Regions from separate parts of the Homo sapiens genome. Here all the other regions are linked to region 1. Evidence: chromatin loops called from intact Hi-C (ENCODE). Cell type or tissue: heart left ventricle. All regions are shown on one strand. Each heading gives the region's core, and the rest is flanking DNA. Links, peaks and the distances in the headings are about the cores only.

Region 1 (7,604 bases), core at 1,136-6,135:
TCACTTTCAGGATGGGAAACCCTCCAAGGAAGGTCCCCTTGGCTCTGGGGTGGCTCCTAGTGGATCTGCAAGAGGCGGGGCCCAGCCTGGTCGTGCCCCATCTTAGGCTGCCTCTGCATGGGCTACACATCCACAAAACAAAGCAAAACAGCAACATTTTCTACGATGCTTTTATTCACACTTCAAAACAGGTGCTGGACATCTTCCCATTGCCCCATGCCAGCCCCTGCTCTGTGCCCCGGGAAGCTGACTGTAGGTACAGGATCCATGGGGCCTCGTTGCTCCCTGGCCTCCACCTAGTTCAGCCAATGCGTAGCCGGTAGACAAGCCAAGCGGTCAGGAGGGGTGAGGTCAGTGTACAGCAGCAGCTCCTCCCTGCCGGGTCGCTGTGTCCCTCTCCAAGGTCAGGGCTCCTGGAGACGGCCTCTCCTGTGGCTCCAGCTGCCCTCCAGGTCTCAGGGGGTAACAGCTCCCCTTTGTTGCTGGCCCTGGGTACTGCACAGCTCTCCTTTAATTCACGTATTTTCCATTTATTCAATTCTCCTCAAATACCCTGTCTGAGGGTGCCATAAAAATGTAAGACTGTGTCAATTGCCCATATCAAAAAACATGCTTGTACGTTCCACTTGAAGTAGTTTGGAGGGGAGACTAATGGAAACTAGGGGGAGGCTAGCCCCCAAGCCTCCGCTGAGGCCACCGCTGTCTGTGTCCCGAGGGCCCTGGAGTAGGAGGTGTCAATGACGGACTCAATGAATGAATGAATTGATCCCACCACCACCAGCGGCAGGCCCGCCTCTTCCTTCCACAGCCCACCTTGGCCTCCCCGCCTCGCCAGGTGGCAAGGCCTTCGCTCCTGGTCCCTGAGCGCCGCTCGCTTCCCTCCCGCGTGGGCAGGGGGCAGCCGCGACGCCGGCCCAGCGCCTCCGAGCCGGGAACCGCACAGCACCCGGCGATGGCCCCGAGCCCCGCGCGCCCGAAGCCACGGCGCCGCTCGCTGGGGGCCTCGGGACGGCAGGGACGGCTGGGGGTGGCGCGGACCGCGTCCCCGAGGCGCGTAGCGCGCGATCGAACCACGCGCCCCGCCCGCTGCGGTCCTCTAACAGCCCCTCGCGCCGCCCCACGTGGGGCCGCACGGGCTGGCGGCCCCCTCACCCGATTGGCCGCCGCACAGCCAATCAGAGAGCGGAGGCGATAGCGGCCGCGCCGATTGGCTGCGGCGGGCCGGCCCGGGGGAGGGGGCGGGACCCCTTTTGTTCTCTCCGCACCTCCGGGTTCGCGCGACTGTGAGCGCCCCCGCCCCGGAGCAGGGGTCCGCGCTGGGGGTCCGGAGGGCGGGGGCGCGGCCCGACGCCCCACCCCCAGCTTGTTCACTGCCGCCAGGGCCCAGCGCCTGAAGCGCGGGTCCTTCGCTGGGACGAGCGCTTTCATCTCCGTCCCTCAGTTTCCCTCCCCTTGTCTTCTCCCTGTGTCCTGGGAGTTATGGGGAAGCTCAGCCCTTGGCAAATGAGCTTGGGACCTTCCTAAAACCTAAGCCAATGATAGGCCCGATCTTGCCTGAGAGGGGCACGTGAGAGACCCCCAAGCTGGAGAGGCAGATGTCCTGGTAACTCTAACCTGAGACCGTTTTCAGGGTGAGCCTTCTCCTAATCACGGCTGGGGCGTCTTCGTCCAAGGTGGGGCTGGATGGGGGTGGGCAGAGGCCCCCACAGTCACAGCCTGGCCAGCTGTGCAAATGCTCCCCTAAACCGTCCCCCGCTTCAGTCACTCAGCCAACCAATCAATCGCAGGGGCCTCCCTCTGGGGTGGAAAGTGGTGGCCCCAGGGACCAGGGACCTTCACAGGGAGAGAGGGCTGTGGTCCGGGCAGGGGCGTCAGGGGTTCAGCCTGGGTCTCCTGACCTCCAGGCCCACGTCTTCCCTTAGACAACACCTGAGAGCATCTCCCAGCGTGGCTGTGGCCACACACATCCCTGGGAGTAGGACGGGCCACCGCGCTGAAGCTGTGGATGCAGGGCTCCCAATCTGTAGGCGAGGGGCCTCTCCCCTGCAGGGGACAGGATCAGGACCCTGGGAGCCCTCAGTCCCCCTCCCAGCACTGATTACCTGGAAAACCCCCCGAGCCCAGGTTGATGAAGAAGGTGGGACCCTGACAGTGAGTGGCCTGAGCCTGGGATGGTAGCTTGACCTCATCTCCAAGGTCATCCTCCCAGACCTGGGAGTCTAAAAACATTAAATCCTTCAGAAGGACATATTTGCATCAGATCACTGTTCAGAACGCCACTGGTGCCATTCACGGAGCAGTCCCTGGGCTGAAGTGGCTGCTCTGGTCTGGTGAGCGGGGGCACCCACGCGAGCTCCCAGGCCCAGAGGCCTCCCCCAGATCCTGGTGTTAGTGGCCCATGGAAGGACTCCCAGCCCCAGAGGCTTGGCAGGTGTCTGCGGCTCCCCAGGGGTGGGGTGCTGGGAGGCTGACATCTGTGGAGTGTTTTTACTGTTGAACAAATTGAATCAATTAAACAGGCCCCATCGGGGTGGCTGGGAGCGGTGAACAGGAGGAAAGAGGGGAGCGGAGCCAAGAGGACAGCCTGAGGGCGTCTGTCTCCCCAGGCGGGGTTCAGACGCACCTCTTTCCCTGAATGTTCCAGGGCAGGAGACCCCCCGTGTTGACAAGAGGGAGGTGAGTTAGTGGAGGGGGAGTGGGAGGAAAGTCAGTGGGGACTGTCCCTGTTGTGTGTCCCCTGAAAGCACGCCAAGGCCTGTGTCTCCTACCCAGCCACCTCTGGGCTTCTCAGCCCCCAGCCCTGTGATGACCCTTTGGACATCCCAGCCTCCTTTCAAAGACATTTTATTGCTCTCACAAGGAGGCCTCCGGAAGCTGGGAGGCTCCAGCAGAGAAAGAGAGGAGGCTGCCTAGGGAGGCTGGAGGAGGCAGAGAGGAAAGAGGAAACATTGTGGGGGTAATAGCAAGGGCCCCGGGTCACCCACCTGGAGCGGAAGCCTCCCCCTCGGGCAGGCTGAGAATGACGCAGGCGCCGGCTGCTCTGTGACCCAGCTGACCGAGGGACAGCCCCTGCCTGGGAGCTCCAGCAGCTGCTGCAGCGTCCCTCCTGCCCAAGCAAGGGCCGCAGGGCCACCCCTCCAATCCGTCCCCAGAGGTCCACTGCCGCTGCCTCTCCTCCAGCTGCCGCTCAGGGGAGCGAGGTTTCTTGAGTCAGGCCACCGGCAGCGGGCGGCCAGCCCCTCTCAGCATGGCGCTTGCCCAGGGCCTGGGCTCCGTCACATGCCAGGACAGTGGTCACCGTCACCCTGGACAGACCACCTCTGTCCCTTTATGTCAAGTGACCATTATTGGGCCCCCTGAGGCAGACGAGCGTCTCACCAGTAAGCTCCCAGGGAGGACGGCGTGGTCAGGACCTGCCCATCCGCCAGCACTCTGGCCTCTAGGCCCGCAGGCTGAGGGCACCGGCGGGCACCAGAACAGGGGCTGGTTTGGCCGAGGGACCTGCTTCTTGGGCAGCACCAGGAAACAGCCGGAGACCCTCCCAGCGCCCACATCCATGGCGTGAGCCCCGCGTGGGTGCAGCCCCTTCCGCAGCCCGAATTCCAGGCCAGCCGCTGCAGGAGGGACCGCCAGCCAGGGGCGCAGGGCAGAGGGTGGGGGAAGGCGTGGCGCTCGCGCTCTCGGCTCTTGCTTGGATGGCGCCGGCTGAGGACCCCCACACCTGCGCTGCGGTGCAGAGGTCTTAGGATCCGAGGGGGCTGCCGGTCTGGGCCGGCGCGTTCAGGCCCCGGGCGGTGGGGCGGCCTCGGCGTGCGTGGCTCGGTTGCCTGCAGGCAGGCACGCGGCGCTGTGAGAAACGAACGTCCGTGACTTAGCCCACGGGACCGTTTCTGCATTTTCACCCCAACCTGGAGAGCTGCAGCACAGCCGCGGGACAGGAAGTCGCCGCCAGGTGGGTCAGGACTGCGACCTGAACTCGGCTCTGCGGCCTCCCGCTCCGGCCGCCGGTTCGCAATCCTGGCGTGAACCAGCAGATCAACCTCCGGCGCCCGCCACAGGCGCCCTCCCGCGGGAACCGGCAGGCAGGAGCGGTGCGGGGGCGCCCTCCAGCGGCCGTGGCCGGGATGGCGGCCTCCTGCCAGGCTCCAAGCGTGGCCGCGTGGGCAGCGCGCGCAGCCCGCCACGGAAAGACAGGCGCTCCTCCTGGGTGGGCCTTGGGACCCCTTCGCGCCCTGTGTGGCCGCCTCGTGGTGAGCACCCCCGCCCCTCCCTGCAAGGCCGGTGTTCCCAGCTGGAAGGGCAGGCAACCTGGGAACCAGAGGGAGCTGCTCTGGTTGGGAGGAAAAAGCCAGCTCGGTTCCCGCCTGAGCCCCGAAGGGGCGGGGCTGGGAAGGGGGCCTGGCCAGAGGGAAGGAGCACTCTGGGTTGGGGGTGCTGGGGGAGCACAAAGGCAGGAACTGGGGAGCATAAGGCCAGGAGATAGGGGAGAACCTAGGCAGGAGCTGGGGGAGCAGCCAGGCAGGAACTGGGGAGCATCGATGCAGGAGCTGTGTCGCGTGTTATCCCCGTCACGTGGAGTTGTGTGTCCTGCGAGGAGCACAGCATTTCAGGGCCTAGAGCCCCTCTCTGTACTGGAGCCGCCTGTGTGTGTCCATTCCGAATGAGCCATACTTCCCTCGCAGCTCTCCCAGTGGGATTGAGAACTGTTAGGCACACACCTGGTGAAGCATTGCTGCCCTTTCTGTTGGGGAGAAGCGGCCTTCTAGCGCAGAGAATAGCTGCTTCCTGGAACTGAAATCCTGCCGCATCCAGACCAAGAGCATGCTTGGAGCAGGCATCAGTGCACACACTGCTTCCGAAATTACAGCTATAAATTTTAAAAAAATTTTTTTTTCAAGGCAGGGTCTTGCTCTGTGGCCCAGGCTGGAGTGCATTTGCACCACCATGGCTCATGGCAGACTCAACCTCCCTGGCTCAAGCCACGCTCCCACCTCAGCCTCCCAAGTGGCTGGGACTACAGACACATGCCACCACACCTGGCTAAATTTTTTTTTTTTTTTTTTTGAGACAGAGTCTCACTCTGTCACTCAGGCTGGAGTGCAGTGGCGCAAACTCTGCTCACGGCAAGCTCCGCCTCCCGAGTTCACGCCATTCTCCTGTCTCAGCCTCCCGAATAGATGGGACTACAGGTGCCCGCCACCACGCCCAGCTAATTTTCGTATTTTTAGTAGAGATGGGGTTTCACCGTGTTGGCCAGGATGATCTCGATCTCCTGACCTCATGATCCACCCGCCTCGGCCTCCCAAAGTGCTGGGATTACAGGCGTGAGCCACCACGCCCGGCCTAGTTTGGGCAAGTTACATTTTTTTTTTCTTTTTTGAGGCTGAGTCTTGCTCTGTTGCCCAGGCTAGAGTGCAGTGGTGTGATCTTGGCTCACTGCAACCTCCACCTCTCGAGTTCAAGGGATTCTCCTGCCTCAGCCTCCCAAGTAGCTGGGATTACAGGCACCCACTATCACACCTGGCTAATTTTCTTATATTTTTAGTAGAGACAGGGTTTCACCATGTTGGCCAGGCTGGTTTCGAACTCCTGACCTCAAGTGATCGGCCCGCTTCGGCCTCCCAAAGTGCTGGGATTATGTGGGCATGAGCCACCATGCCTGGCCCATAATTTTTTAAACTGTGATACATTTTGCCATTTTAACCATTTTTAAGTGTACACTTCAAAGGCATTGAGTACATTTACCATGTTGTGAGACTCTCAACACTATCCGTCTGCAGAACTTTTTTGTCATTCCAGAGACTATCCATTAAGCACCAACTTCCTTTTCCCTCTCTCCCCAGCCCCTGGCCTTGCCCTCTCCCCCCAACCCCTGGCAACCTCTTACCTACTTTCTGTTTCTGTACTTGCCTATTCTAGATGTTTTATAAGTGGAATCAGACAGACGTTGTCCTTTGTGACTGGCTCATGTCACTTAGCATAATGTTTTCAGGCCATCTGTGCGTGGTGTGCGTCAGAATTTCCTTCCTTTTTAACGTTAAATCATAGTCCATTGTATGGAGGGACCACATTTGTTTCTCTATTCATTTATGGATGGAAACGTGGGTTGTTTCCACCTTTTCTCTGTGGTGAGTATCGTTGTGGTCAACATTTGGAATAACTCGTGTTGAGCACACTGTTCGTGTTCCTGCCCCTAGTTCTCTGGGTGTGTGGCTGCGCGGAACTGCTGGGTAATTCTACCCTTCGCTCTTTGAGAACCGCTAATGTGTTTTTCACGGCGCATGCATTGTATGAGAGCTCCAGTTTCTCCACATCCTCACCAACGCTTACTGTTTTTATTATTGTTCTTGTTATACAGCTTTCATTTTTATAAAAAGCAATTTTTTTTTTTGAGACGGAGTCTCACACTGTCACCCAGGCTGGAGTGCAGTGGCACGATCTCGGCTCACTGCAATCTCCGCCTCCCAGGTGAAAGCGATTCTCCTGCCTCAGCCTCCCAAGTAACTGGGATCACAGGCACCCGCAACCACGCCTGGCTAATTTTTTGTATTTTTAGTAGAGGTGGGGTTTCACCGTGTTAGCCAGCATGGTCTCAATCCCCTGACCTCGTGATCCGCTCACTTCAGACTCCTAAAGTGCTGGGATTACAGGCGTGAGCCACAGCCCCCGGCCCAAAAGCAGTATTTTCGTACAAACAATATACTAACGCTAACTGAAATAATTAACAAATTACAGATTAAAAAAAAATTTTTTTTTCTTTTTTTGAGACAGGGTCACTCTGTCGCCCAGGCTGGAGTGCAGTGGCACCATCTCGGCTCACTGCAACCTCTGTCTTGCCCAGGCTCAAGTGATTCTCCTGCTTCAGCCTCCCGAGTAGCTGAGATTACAGGCGTGCACCAGCACGCCCACCCGGCTAATTTTTTTTTTCTTTTTTTTTTTTGTAATTTCAGTAGAGACGAGGTTTCACCGTGTTGGCCAGGATGGTCTCGAACTCCTGCCTGGGGTGCTGGGATTACAGCCGTGAGCCACTGTGCCCAGTCAAAATATTTTTTATTTACCTCCAACCCCACCACCTAGAGATGACCACTGCTCATTTTTGTTGATGGTATTTGGCAACAGGCTTGTCTGCTTTCTAAGCACTGTTGTTTTGTTTAGAGACAGGGTCTCCGCTCTGTGGCCCAGGCTAGAGCGCAGCGGTGCAATCACGGCTCACTGTAGCCTCCACCTCCCAAGCTCAAGCGATCCTCCCGCCTCGGCCTCCCAAGTGGCTGGGACCACAGGCGCGGGCCCCCTCCAGCCAAGCATTGTTTTTCTGACCCGCAGGATGGGAGCAGGGAGAGCGTGGCTGGCCGGGGGTCCACCGGGAGGCCCTGCGAAGGGCAGGCCCCGGCCAGGCGGGGCGCGGCTCCACGTCTCAGCCGGCGCTTCTGCGCACGGGCTCACTACTGGGGGCGGCCGGGATCACGGACTCGCTGGCCTCGTCTCCGGAGCGGAGGCGGGCAGCTTGAAGGAGCGACCCCGTGGGCCGGCGCATCCCTCCCCAGGCCCCGAGACCCGGCGGGAGACGGACCCTCCCCATGCCTCGCCGCGGAGGCCCGCGCCGA
Region 2 (6,302 bases), core at 1-5,000, 230 kb before region 1:
TCCCCTCCACCCACCGCCAGGCCGTTCTGCTGCTCAGACAGCACTGCCTGGGGCCGAGGATGCAGGCCCCTGTCTCCTGGCCCCAGGTCCTCCTTTGCAGGCTGGACAGCTGGCTGACCATCTGCTTCTGGAACTTTCTGGGGATCTTCAGGAAGATCACCCGCCTCCTCCAAGGCCTGGGCCTGTCCAGGCCTCTTCCCAACCTCTCCCTGCTCCGGCTCTTGTTTCTCTCTTTCTGAGTCGGGCAGAGGCGGCGCCATCTGGCCCTGGACCCCTGGAGCCTTTCCGCCCGCGTGTCTGGATGGAGGTTTGTTCTCTTCTGGCACCTCTCGGTCTTGGCCTTCATCTACCACCACCTTGTCGTGAGGAACAGGAGGCTCGTGGCGGTGGGCCTCGCCCACAGGCACAGCAATCCCTGCAAGGGCACGGGGGACAGATGGGGTCAGGCTGAGGCCCCTCCTTCCCTTCCCAGGGAATTAGAACTGGGTTCTTCCCTGGGTTCTGGCTCCCAACAGTGTGACACAGGCCAACAGATACCACCTCCCCTGCCGGCCTCCCTGCTGCCTGGCCAAGCACAGCTGATGCTAAAGTTCAACAGGGGCAGCTGCAAACAAGTTGCTCTGGGAGGGGCAGGACATTCATCTGAATTGAAAGACAGAGAAAACAAAAAGGACCAGAACTTAGGCTGGGCTGAAGGGAAAAAGATACACACAGCCCTGAGAGCCACCCCGCAGGGTGTCCAGCCTGCAAAGGAGGACCCGGGGCCGCCCTTCCCCATCCGCACCCCCAGCCAGTGCCCAGCACCTTGCCCAGGGCGATCGAGCTGTGCCTCCTCCGGTGCCTCCTTGCCATCTTCCCGTCCAGGCACATCCACGGGCCCCTTGATCTGGGCCTGCTCCAGCTCCTCTCTCTCCTTCGGCAGCTTCGGCTTCTCCCGGCCATCCTCAGCCACGGCCACAACCGGATCCTGGGCTGGGAGCAGGGCACAGTTAGGGAACTGCACTGCCAAGCAGCTCCAGGAGCGGGGCAGCTCTCCCTGGACTGTTACCATATTTTCCAGCCAAATGGCAGAGTCAAAGCAGTTTCTTTTTCCTGTTCGATCATTAGCAGCTAAGTAGCACAGAAAACTGTCATTTTTCATGTGTATTCACAACAAAAATATGTCAAAATGCGATTTACACCTAACTGGGGGCAGGGAGAACTAGACTCCATGTAATACTCAGTCATTACCACCAGATGGCGGCACGAGCCCACCGACCCACTCTCCCACAGTCCCCTCCATTACCATCACCTCCATCATCACCGTCATCACCGTCACCTCCACCACCACCACCACCATCACCGCTATCATCACCATCATCTCCATCCCTACCACCATCAACATCACCATCATCACCATCATCTCCATCCCTACCACCAACATCACCATCATCACCATCACCATCACCATCATCACCATCTCCATCCCTACCACCATCACCATCATCATCACCGTCACCATCATCACCATCTCCATCCCTACCACCATCACCATCATCATCACCGTCACCATCATCACCATCACCGCTATCATCACCACCATCTCCATCCCTACCACCATCACCATCATCATCACCATCACCACTACCATCACCACCATCACTGCCAACCCTACCATCATTGCCATCACCTCCATTATCGTCATCACCACCACCATCTCCATCCCCACCACCATCGCTGCATCATTGCCACCACCTCCATAATCATCACCTACATCACCGTCACCTCCACCGTCACTGCCATCACCTCCATCATCGTCGTCACCTCCGTCACCACCACCACCACCGCCATCACCACCTCCCTGTCCCAGCAAGGCCATATGTCCACTGAGACAGGCGCTGCAGCCGAGGGGGACTCAGGTGAAGCTGTCTGAGGAAGAATTCACACAGAGTCCAGTTCAGAGCAGCAGATGGGGCCTCACCAGCTCCCATAGGAGAAGAAAATGGGGACAATTAGCTTAGCTTTCTACCAGCCTTCTAAGAGCAGCCTGATATGTTAGTCTAGGGAAACAGACAGTTACACTGTTGTCAGTTTGGAGTTGAGAGTCCTAGACAAACTGTAGAGGGAAGGTACCACCCTACTGGGTAATAAACTAGTTAACAGAAAGCAGACGCTAGGCTCTACAGTTTAGTTAAAGTAACAAATTCAACTTTTTTTTAAGATGGACTCCTGCTGTGTCGCCCAGGCTGGAGTGCAGTGGCACAATTTCGGCTCACTGCAACCTCTGCCTCCCAGGTTCAAGCAATTTTCATGCCTCAGCCTCCTGTAGCTGGAATTACAGGAACCTGCCACAATGCCTGGCTGATTTTTGTATCTTTAGTAGAGACAGGGTTTCACCACGTTGGCCAGGCTGGTCTCAAACTCCTGACCTCAAGTGATCCACCCGCCTCATTCTCCCAAAGTGCTGGGATTACATGCGTGAGCCACCGCGCCTGGCCCAAGTGACCAATTCTATAAGCGTATGGCCACCCGCCTGAGCAGGTGAAAACATACTGGTCTCCATCACACGATTAGGCTTCGGCAGAGGCCCCATGCGGAAACAAGCCATAACTGTCAATCAAGAGGGCCTGTCCAATGGATTACTAAGTGAAGAAAGGGAGGCTGGGGAGGGGAAGGGAAAATATAGCAAAACAAAGGAAATCTCCGTTGTCATAGGACAAGTTGCCTCAGAGCAGTCATTTTCTCAGCAGGAGCAAAATTCAGTTCCTCAGGCCGTGAATGACCAGTCTGGGGCTCCAGGGGGAGCTCTGTGTGGGTGCAGGAGCCGCGGGACGGGAAGTGAGCACGGTGAGCCGGGAGCTGCCCCAGAGGTCCCTTTGGAGAACCTCCCGGGAACGCCACGCCTCTCAGCGTTCTGCAAGTGTTGCTGGATTGCACGGGCACCTGCAGGAAGGCTGTGCGAGTGTCCTGGCTCCCCGCCGCCTGCAGCAGCTGACCAGCCAAGGGCTGCACTCACAGCCTTCATGCCCGGCGCTCTGCAGCTGTCTGCGGGCAATGCACACAGCCTTCTCCACAACGGAGCCCATCTTTGCGTCAGGGACAGTTTGCCGGCAGTGCCTCTTGGCTGCAGTAAAACTAACACAAAACTTCAAAATCAGCAACTGAAAAACGTCCGAGTGCTGCCAGCCGCTTCCACTCTCAACATGAACACAGGTTGCGCAAAGACAGAAAGGGGCCCTGTATGGGGAGTGCCCCCGCCAGCTCACGACTGAGCTCCTCGGGAGGGAGGAGATCTCTGGCATCCGAATTTCTTCTCCTAGAAGGCCAGCAACACACCCGGCTAAGCCACAGTAGAGGCGGCCACGGCCAAGGGGGATGGCTCCACGCACGCCCCCAGGAACACCCAGCAGAGGGTGCTGCCGCAGGGCAACCATCCTCCCTCATTTGGCTTCAAAAATCGCCTCCAGGCCAGGCATGATGGCTCACTCCGGTAATCCCAGCACTTTGAGAGGCCGAGGCAGGAGGATCACTTGAGGTCAGGAGTTCAACACCATCCTGGCAAAACCCTGTCTCAACAAAAATACAAAATTAGCCGGGTGTGGTGCCGCGCCTGTATTCTCGGCTACTCAGAGGCTGAGGTGGGAGAATTGCTTGAACTTGGGAGGTGGAGGCTGTAGTGAGCCAATATCGTGCCACTGCACTCCAGCCTGGGCGACAGAGCGAGACTCCATCTCAAAAAAAAAATCATCTCCAGTCACAAGAAACCACGACCCGTGACCATCATTGGCACGTGGTGCCAGGAATGCTGTGTTTATGCTGTCCCAGCGGCTCCTCACTGCCAGGTGCTGACGCAGGTTCCCAGCTCCTGGCACCCACAAAAACACACACCTTCCTAACAAGTGACAGAGGCCACAACTCAGCCACGGCGGAGGCGGATCCCTCAGACTTTCCTCCCTGCTGTCTAGTCGGGCATGGAGGCCCCAAGGCTGCCAAGGCCACAGCTCAGGGCTCGGTCTTTGGAGTCAGACATGCTCGGGGACTTGGAGGTGGTGACCTGGAGGGGAAGGGGCAACATCTAATGCATCCCCAACCCCACATTCAAGGCTGGCGTCCACCCCAGACCGGAGGCCAGCACGGACGGGCGGGGAGGCCAGCGACGCTGCCGTCCGGACCCCAAGAGTCGGCAAGGTGGCTCTGCGGGCTGCCGGCTTGGACCCGCCATGGCTCCCTCTGTGCACTTTGTGATCAGTAAAGGTGGAGACAGTCACATCAGACGGCCCCCAGACGAAGTGACTTTTAAACACACTCCCGGCATCCCACGGACGGAGTGCCTCATCCACTCAAGTGCCGCCCCAAGTTCAGGAGGAGGCTCGGGATCCCAGGGCGCCACACTCGCAAGAGGTGAGAACAATGGCCGCTGACGTGACTTCAAAGCTAGTCCCTGCTTTTAGGCAACTTTTCTAAGAGCTGATTTCTGACTTTCCCTTGATGCTGCCATGAGAAAGTATTACTCATGAAGGGCTTGGCTTTACAGCCCAATCTTGAGCACACAGCTGACCAATGACCTCATGGTCTGATCTTTGCGAATGTGAGGGGGAATCCCAGGCTATCTGGCTCCTGGTACCCGGGTGTCTGGGCTGGCAACACAGCCAGGCCCTGGTACAGCCTCCGGCAGGCGGAACCTCCTCACCACTGCTTTTGCCTCCGCCGTGGCTGGCACCACTGCTGTCTCCTGGGAGGCGGGAGAGGCTCCCAGTTCCTTCCACAGAGCACCGAATGGTCCGTGAGAAACAGGGCCACATGCTTCTCCCTTCTCTCCTCTGACTGTGGGGACAACGCCACCCTGCTGGAGCTCTCCTGCATGCCCTACTGAGAAAGTTTTCTTTTTAAGAGACAGGGTCCCACTCTGTCACCCAGGCCGGAGTGCAGTGGTGCCATCTCGGCTCACTGCAGCCCTGACCTTCCAGGCTCAAGCGATCCTCCCACCTCAGCATCCAGCCACCATACCCAGCTAATTTCTGTATTTTTAGTAGAGACAGGGTTTCACCATGTTGGCTGGGCTGGTCTCAAACTCCTGACCTCAGGTGATCCTCCTGCCCTGGCCTCCCACAGTGCTGAGATTCCAGGTGTGAGCTGCTGTACCGGCCCGGAGAAGGCTTCTGATAGCTCCTTTGCTGTGTCCCCCGCGCCTCTCCTCCTCTTATAATTTTGTGTCATGTTTCTGTTGCTGTCCTGAGATGGCAGGGAGCTGATTCCATTGTCTGAGATCACCCCGCCATCCGTGCAGGACCTGGCCGAATTCCGAAGGGCCCTGCCTCCTGCAGCCTCTGGCCTGTGTTGAGCCACGTGACCTGCCTCCACGCATGGGGGCTGTGTGTCCCCGCTTGGGCCTGAGCACACAGAACTGTGGCCATCTCTGCCCCCGCACCAACACACACGACCCGTCGACACCCAGCAGACCCTCCTTCTGTCCCACATCACCGCATTCTGGGTCCCTTCTCAGCCAGGCCCCTGCCTCATTTTCCCACGGAGCGGAAGTGCAGCTGTGCCTGCCCCGCTGGGGGAGCGGGGACGAGGGTGCCCGAGGGGTGCGGGCCCTGCTGTGCTGCCCCATGCAGCAAGGGAGGGGCGTGCAGGCACCGGGAGGACAGGGGACCTGCAGCTCCAAGAAAGGAACAGATGTCACAAAACCCGAACCCAGCCCTAGCCTTCAGGGTGCTAGAGAGAGCAGGTACGAACGGCCCGACTCCCAGCTTTCAAGGTAACTGTCTTCATGAGCCTTTGCAGGGACTCAGCCATGCTCACAAAGGCCTGTGAAGCCGTGCATGGGGCCCCGGCTGTGCGCGTCTAACCACGACACATGACATCTGCATGAGGATGGGATTCACGGCCACAGCCCAGGGCCACGCAGGACTCTCACCCAGTCAGCAGGTACCATCTTTGGCCTCTGCAGCATCAAAGAGACCAATAAAACTCCGCTCAGCAGTCTGACAGGGAGCGCACATCGGTGCAGGACCCTCGACCCCAGCTCAGCCTCAGCCCGGCAGCCCATCTATCACGGGGGAGCCGGGGGCTGGAAAATCAGAGACACGCTAAAAACAAGCAGCATGTGGTTCTGAGAGGGGCCATGTGTTTTGTTACAGCCTCGTGGAAGAAACAGAAACCAGATGTGGCCTCGGAGGGCACCAGGTGAGCCGGAGGCCCACGGCCCGCACAAGCCTCATGACGGGATACAGCTGCTTGCACCGGCCGCAGGCAGAGGCGGCGCAGTGCTAAGGGGACGGGGAGCCTCCTGCTGGCTGGCACCGAGAAGTCCACTCCCC
Region 3 (6,302 bases), core at 1-5,000, 340 kb before region 1:
ATCCCGAGGGTCTTTGGATGAGGGAGGCAGGAACTGGAGATGAGAGAAGTGACTGCAGAATCAGAGACCGTGGGGCCGGGGGACCGTGGGGCCGTGGGGACCATGGGGCCGTGGGGCCGTTGAGCTGTGGGGCGGTGAGACCGTGGGGCTGTGAGCCGTGGGGCCGGGAGACCGTGGGGCCGTGAGCCGTGGGGCTGTGGGGCGGTGAGACCGTGGGGCCGTGAGACCGTGGGGCTGTGAGCCGTGGGGCCGGGAGACCGTGGGGCCGTGAGCCGTGGGGCTGTGGGGCCGTGAGCCGTGGGGCCGTGGGGACCGTGAGCTGTGAGCCGTGGGGCCGTGGGGCCGTGGGACCGTGGGACCATGGGGCCGTGAGCCGTGGGGACCGTGAGCCGTGGGGCCGTGGGGACTGTGAACTGTGGGGCCGTAAGCCGTGGGGCCCATGAGCCGTGGGGACCGTGGGGACCATGGGGACCGTGAGCCGTGGGGCCGTGGGGGCTAGGAGCCGTGGATGCAAGGGGCTGGAAAGGCCAGGGGTGGACTCTCCCCAGAGCCCAGCCTCCACCACATTGACTATAGCCCATGAAAGTGACTTTCGGCCGGGCGCGGTGGCTCACACCTGTAATCCCACCACTTGGGAGGCCAAGATGGATGGACCACCTGAGGTTAGGAGTTCAAGACCAGCCTGGCCAACGTGGTGAAATCCCGTCTCTACTAAAAATACAAAAAACTAGCCGGGCATGGTGGCGTGTGCCTGTAATCCCAGCTACCTGGGAGGCTGAGGCAGGAGAATTGCTGGAACCCAGGAGACGGAGGTTGCGGTGAGCTGAGATTGAGCCACTGCACTCCAGTCTGGGCGACAGAGACTCTGTCCCCCCCAAAAGAAAAGAAAGTAAGTGACTTTCAATTTCTGACTTCCAGAACCTACGATAATAGACTCCATGAAATCTGTAATCAGTGGCCACAGGAAACTCATGCAACAGCCCTTCCAAGGGGCTCCCCAGCAAAGCCTCTGTGGTGTCTGCCCCCAACCCCTGTGCCTCCTGGGACACAAGACAGGCCCAGCAAGGGTGGGGGTGCCATGGAAAGCTTGGTGGCTGGGCAGGTCCCCAGAGGGCCGCCATCAGTCCTCAAAGACATGCTCAGATGCAGTGGCTCAGGCCTGGCACCAGCTGGTCCCAAGGTGGGGTGGTGAGGGTACATCTGCTGTGCACACGTGGCTGGACGCGCTGGGGGCAGGTCCAGGTCAGCTTCAAGGACTCTGCCCAGGCTAACCCTAGAGGCCTCTAGTGCCAGCAGTTACTTACTTTTTTTCTTTCTTTCTTTTTTCTCTCTCTTTCTCCCTCTCCTTCCTTCCTTCCTTCCTTCCTTCCTTCCTTCCTTTCCTTCCTTCCTTCCTTCCTTGATAGAGTCTCACTCTGTCACCCAGGCTAGAGTGCAGTGGCATGATCTCAGCTCACTGCAACCTCCACCTCCCCAGTTCAAGTGATTCTCCCACCTCAGCCCCCCAAGTAGCTGGGATTACAGGCACCTGCCACCATCACCCTCGGCTAATTTTTGTATTTTTAGTAGAAATGGGGTTTCACTATGTTAGCCAGGCTGGTCTCAAACTCCTGACTTCAGGTGATCCACCCACCTTGGCCTCCCAAAATGCTGGGATTACAGGCATGAGCTACCAGGCCCGCTCTTTTTTTTCTTTTTTCTTTTCTTTTTTTTTTTGAGACAGAATCTTGCTCTGTCACCCAGGCTGGAGCGCAGTGGTGCAATCACGGCTCATGGCAGCCTCAAACTCCTGGGCTCAAATAATCCTCCCACCTTAGCCTCCCAAGTAGCTGAGACCACAGCCTTGCACCACCACACCCGCTAATTTTTACATTTTTTTGTAGAGACAGGTCTCACTATGTTGTCCAGGCTGGTCTCAAACTCCTGGGTTCAATCAATCCTCCCGCCTTGGCCTCCAGTTTCAAAGTTAATGTCTATTTGGCCATTGTCCAGCTCTGGAGCATTGGCTCTGCTGAGAGGTTGGGGTGGGAAGAGGCAGAGCCAGCCACAGGGAGCTGGCAGGGGACCAAGAGCAGGGAAGAGAAGGAGGTGCTTGGGGTGGAGACACCCCCACAACAGGCTGCCGGCTTTGAGTCAGTCCCACCCTCCTGGGAGTGGCTTCTCACCTGTGAGCCTCCCTGAGCAGTAAGGACCCAGCCCCACCCCCGCCCCAGCCAGCCAGCCTCCCTGTCCCCGTCCCCCAAAGTCCACTTGACTTGTAACCACCCTATCCACGGAGGTGTGGACGCATCATCGGCGTGACCCTCACGCCCACCAGGTGGCACTCTCAGCCATTTTACACACGCAGTGGAAAGGACAGGAGGCTCCTGGGACTCTGGGCCACACACAGAGGAACAGGGAGGCCAGCTCCAGGCACAGCGTGGCCTGAGCTCAAAACACAGGCGTGGTCCAGGATGGCGCCTACTCAGCACAGAGCTGGGGGATCCCAGCTTGGGGTGCTGCCGTCCGCAGCGTTGCCGGCACACGGCCTTCCCTCGAAGGCCACGGGAGAGTTCCGAGAGTGGCCTGGCTGAGCCTGAGAGTGGCCCCACAGCCCAAGCCCTTGGCCACACCTGGCTCGATGAGCCCCCACCCCCGCAACGTGCACACGTCCCAGGCGGAAGCCGCCTGCAGCAGCCCCAGGTCCCAGGCAGCCTGTGCGGGACCCTGGAGTCCCAGGACACGTCACCTGACCTGGCCCAGCTTCTACAGGGCTGTCCCTAGGACCGGGTGCTCACTGCAGCACAGGGTGGCCCTGGTCAAAGCCAAGAGCTAGTAAGTTTTCTGTGTTGGGTCCAAATGCACTTCCCCTCAACCCCATCCAGCTCTGCCTGGGGCCATGCAGCCCCCACCCCTTGTGTCCACGCAGCCCCTGCCTCCCGTGTCCACGCAGCCTCACTTCCCCCAGCCATGCAGCCCCCACCCCCCGTGTCCACGCAGCCCCAATTCCCCCAGCCATGCAGCCCCGCCTCCCGTGGCCACACCTGGTCCTCCAGCCTCCTCGACCCCTCTGGCTTCACAGCCTCTCTCCTCAGCACGTCGCCCCACAGTTAGCAATCCCCACCCCTGATGAGGCCAGGACTGTGTGGAGTCCAGGGGCCCCACGGTGGGTGGCCATGGGGTGTGATCCCCACGGGGTAAGGCGAGGCCTCCACTCTCTCCACCCACACTGCCTCTTCTGGAACCTTGGGCCCTGCCTGCCCGGGGCTCCAGGCTCTGCTCACCCGTCGGGTGTGCCTGGCATGCATGCCCCGTGGGTGCGGGCGTGACCCCCACATGCTAGCTCAGTCTGAGGTTCCAAGGCTCCCAGCCATTCCCCCCACAACAGCAGGTGCACCCAGGGTGAGCACGGTGCCCAGGGTTGCCCCTGCATGCTTCCTCCACCCAAGCTGCCTTCCTGCAGGGACGGGTGGCCAGGGTGGCCAGCACATAAGGTGTGGCTCTCTGCCCCCACCCCTGTCCCCGCTCGGCCCTTCAGGAAGCTTCCTGCTAAGTGGCTAAGTGCACCCCTCCAGGAACTTGGGGCTCACTCCCCTCCCCGAGGCAGCCTCTTTCACCTTTTGTGGCACCAACAGCCAGCGTCTCTTGCACAGACCCAGCCTGGCCCACACCTCCCAAAAATGCCCCCAAAATGTCCCCAAATCACACAAACAAATGGATCAGGATCAGCAAAGCTGCAGATAGGAGCCTGGGGGTAAAGGTCAAGGCCCCTTGTCCCAGCCCCACACTGCCCTCCCCATCGCTCTGTGCTGGTCGGGTGTTCACACCTGGGGCAAGGTAGCCAGGACCCTGGGGAGAGGGTGGCCACATCATCAGGGAAGAGCAGGCCTGTGGGTGGCCGAGAGGACACAGTGGCCCCTGGAGGCACCCCCAGGCGGGGCCGCTGCAGCTGGGACAATGGAGGGGCAAGGGGGCCGGGCAGGGGGCCCGCAGGAGCCCACAGGGCTCCCTTGAGAGCCGCCCACCCACTCTCAGTGCCGCACCCCCGGCCATTCACATTTCCAGCGTGGGAGGAGTTCGCCTTCACTGTTACTAAAGCTTCTGTCTTCATCAAATCCACACCGGAGAGTGTGGCAGAGTCTGAGAGCCCAGCTCGCTCCTGTGAATCACAAGCTACGAAGTCCAGCGTGCTGGTGCCCATTAAAGACACTGCCTTAGATGAAGCTCCCGGGTGAAAGAAGCTAACAGCGTGGAAAAAGAAAGCACAGACAGGAAATCTGCCCTTCCAGCGTCAAAAGCTACAATAATTAGAACCTCACAGTGCTGGGGCACAAACCCACCAAAATCTGGGCCTGGCCACGCAGAGGATTCCACACTCCATGAAAAGCCTGACTTCAGGCCGGGCGCGGTGGCTCACGCCTGTAATCCCAACACTTTGGGAGGCCGAGGTGAGTGGATCACTTGAGGTCAGGAGTTCGAGACCATCCTGGCCAACATGGTGAAACTCCGCCTCTACTAAAAACACACAAATTAGCCAGGTGTGGTGGCAGGTGCCTGTAATCCCAGCTACTCAGGAGGCTGAGGCGGGAAAATCGCTTGAACTCCCAAGGTGGAAAATGCAGTGAGTCAAGATTGTGCCACTGTACTCCTGCCTGGGCTATCGATAGAGTGAGACTCCATCAAAAAAAAAAAAAAAAGAAAAAGAAAAAGAAAAAAGAAAAAAATAGCCTGACTGCATAACTTCAGATTAAATGATTCTAAGATAGATTACAGCATCTTAAAAGAAAATAGGTAAATATTAGATTTCTGAATGGAGAAGGATTTGTAAGCTAAAAGCAATGGAAGGGATCGCAAAAGAAAATATTGAAGGCTTTGGCTCCGTAAAAATGTCTGTTCCGGCTGGGCACAGTGGCTCACGCCTGTAATCCCAGCACTTTGGGAGGCTGAGGTGGGCAGATCACCTGAGGTCAGGACTTTGAGGCCAGCCTGACCAATATGATGAAACCCCGTCTCTACTAAAAATACACAAATTAGCCAGGCGTGGTGGCATGCTTCTGTAATCCTAGCTACTCGGGAGGCTGAGACAGGAGAATTGCTTGAACCTGGGAGGCGGAGGTTGCAGTGAGCGGAAATCGTGCCATTGCACTCCAGCCTTGGCAACGAGAGCAAAACTCCATCTCAAAAAAAAAAAAAAAAAAAAAGGGTGTTCGATAAAAGCCCTCAAATTAAAGGCACACAGCGAACCGAAAAAAGCAATTTACAGAAAATATGTCGAAGAGCTGATGTCATGACTACACAGAGCACACAATCAGTAAAAAATAACAAATACGTTAAGACCCCAAACATAAACAAGACTGAGCGCGGTGGCTCACACCCACAATCCCAGCACTTTGGGAGGCCGAGGCAGGCGGATCACTCGAGGTGAGGAGTTCGAGACCAGCCTGGGCAACATGGCCAAATCTCTTCTCTACAAAAAAATACAAAAATTGGCCGGGCGTGGTGGCGGACACCTGTAATCCCAGCTACTTGGGAGGCTGAGGCAGGAGAATGACTTGAACTCAGGAGGTGGAGGTTGCAGTGAGCCAAGATCACACCATTGTACTCCAGCCTAGGCAAGAGAGCGAGACTCCATATTAAAAAAAAAAAAAAAAGAAAAAATTAGCTGGGCGTGGTGATGCACACCTGTGGTCCCAGCTACTCAGGAGGCCGAGGTGGGAGGATCACTTGAGCCCAGGAGGCGGAGGTTGCAGTGAGCCAAGATTGAGCCACTGGACCGCAGCCTGGGTGACAGAGAGAGACCCTGTCCCAAAAACAAAAACCACAAACAAGCAAACTACGTGAAGTCAGCTCACAAATGAGGAAATACAAATTGCCCAACCCGGCAGGGCACGGTGGCTCACACCTATAATCCCAGCACTTTGGGAGGCCGAGGTGGGTGGATCACTTGAGGTCAGGAGTTTGAGACCAGCCTGGCCAACATGGCGAAACCTTGTCTCTACTAAAAATACAAAAATTAGCCGGGCATGGTGGCAGGTGCCTGTAGTCCCAGCTACTCGGGAGGCTGAGGCAGGAGAATGGCTTGAACCCAAGAGGTAGAGGTTGTAGTGAGCCGCCCAGATCGCACCACTGCACTCCAGCCTGGATGACAGAGCAAGACGCTGTCTCAAAACAAATAACAACAAAAAACCAAACTGCCCAATCCGTGAGAAAATGTTCAGCCTTGATCATAAAGAAATGCAAAATTATAACATGTCCAGTTTCCAGACAGCGGGAGTTTGTAGAAGCCAGTAAATCAGAACCGGCTGCCCAGGCCGTTTGGTGGA

Evidence for each region. Hi-C counts contacts between places; a loop is a spot of excess contacts. Peaks named below come from ENCODE experiments on the same cell type or tissue, not always from the same donor. Only the 100,000 strongest peaks of a DNase experiment are listed, where the experiment ranks them.
Region 2: a loop joins it to region 1, with 11 times the contacts of the local background. A loop is called at or near these places in 101 of 110 quality-filtered maps.
Region 3: it touches region 1 in a loop (4-fold over the local background); 13 of 110 quality-filtered maps call a loop at or near these places.

What each region holds. Positions count from the first base shown.
Region 1 is chr17:81,480,369-81,487,972 of GRCh38, forward strand. It overlaps LINC01971 (long intergenic non-protein coding RNA 1971), which reads right to left and starts at 1,098. Exons shown (of 2, transcript NR_184097.1): 1 at 814-1,098; 2 at 157-557. RefSeq lists an enhancer at 3,261-3,911, a cis regulatory region at 3,815-4,612 and silencers at 3,970-4,379, 7,551-7,604. In heart left ventricle, for the core only: CTCF peaks have their summits at 4,114 (motif pointing left) and 4,320; DNase peaks (open chromatin) are centred at 1,183, 3,167, 3,440 and 4,053; H3K4me3 peaks cover 1,837 bases; H3K27ac peaks cover 679 bases.
Region 2 is chr17:81,252,269-81,258,570 of GRCh38, forward strand. It overlaps SLC38A10 (solute carrier family 38 member 10), which reads right to left. Exons shown (of 16, transcript NM_001037984.3): 12 at 805-972; 13 at 1-415. Among named protein-coding and RNA genes, the nearest start is that of NDUFAF8, 16 kb to the left of the region's middle. RefSeq lists enhancers at 1-80, 2,439-3,130. In heart left ventricle, for the core only: CTCF peaks have their summits at 1,225 (motif pointing right) and 2,777 (motif pointing right); a DNase peak (open chromatin) is centred at 2,873.
Region 3 is chr17:81,140,575-81,146,876 of GRCh38, forward strand. The region is part of intron 1 of AATK (apoptosis associated tyrosine kinase); the gene reads right to left. Among named protein-coding and RNA genes, the nearest start is that of MIR1250, 10 kb to the left of the region's middle. RefSeq lists a silencer at 2,217-2,266 and an enhancer at 2,533-3,033. In heart left ventricle, for the core only: a CTCF peak has its summit at 2,317 (motif pointing right); a DNase peak (open chromatin) is centred at 2,337.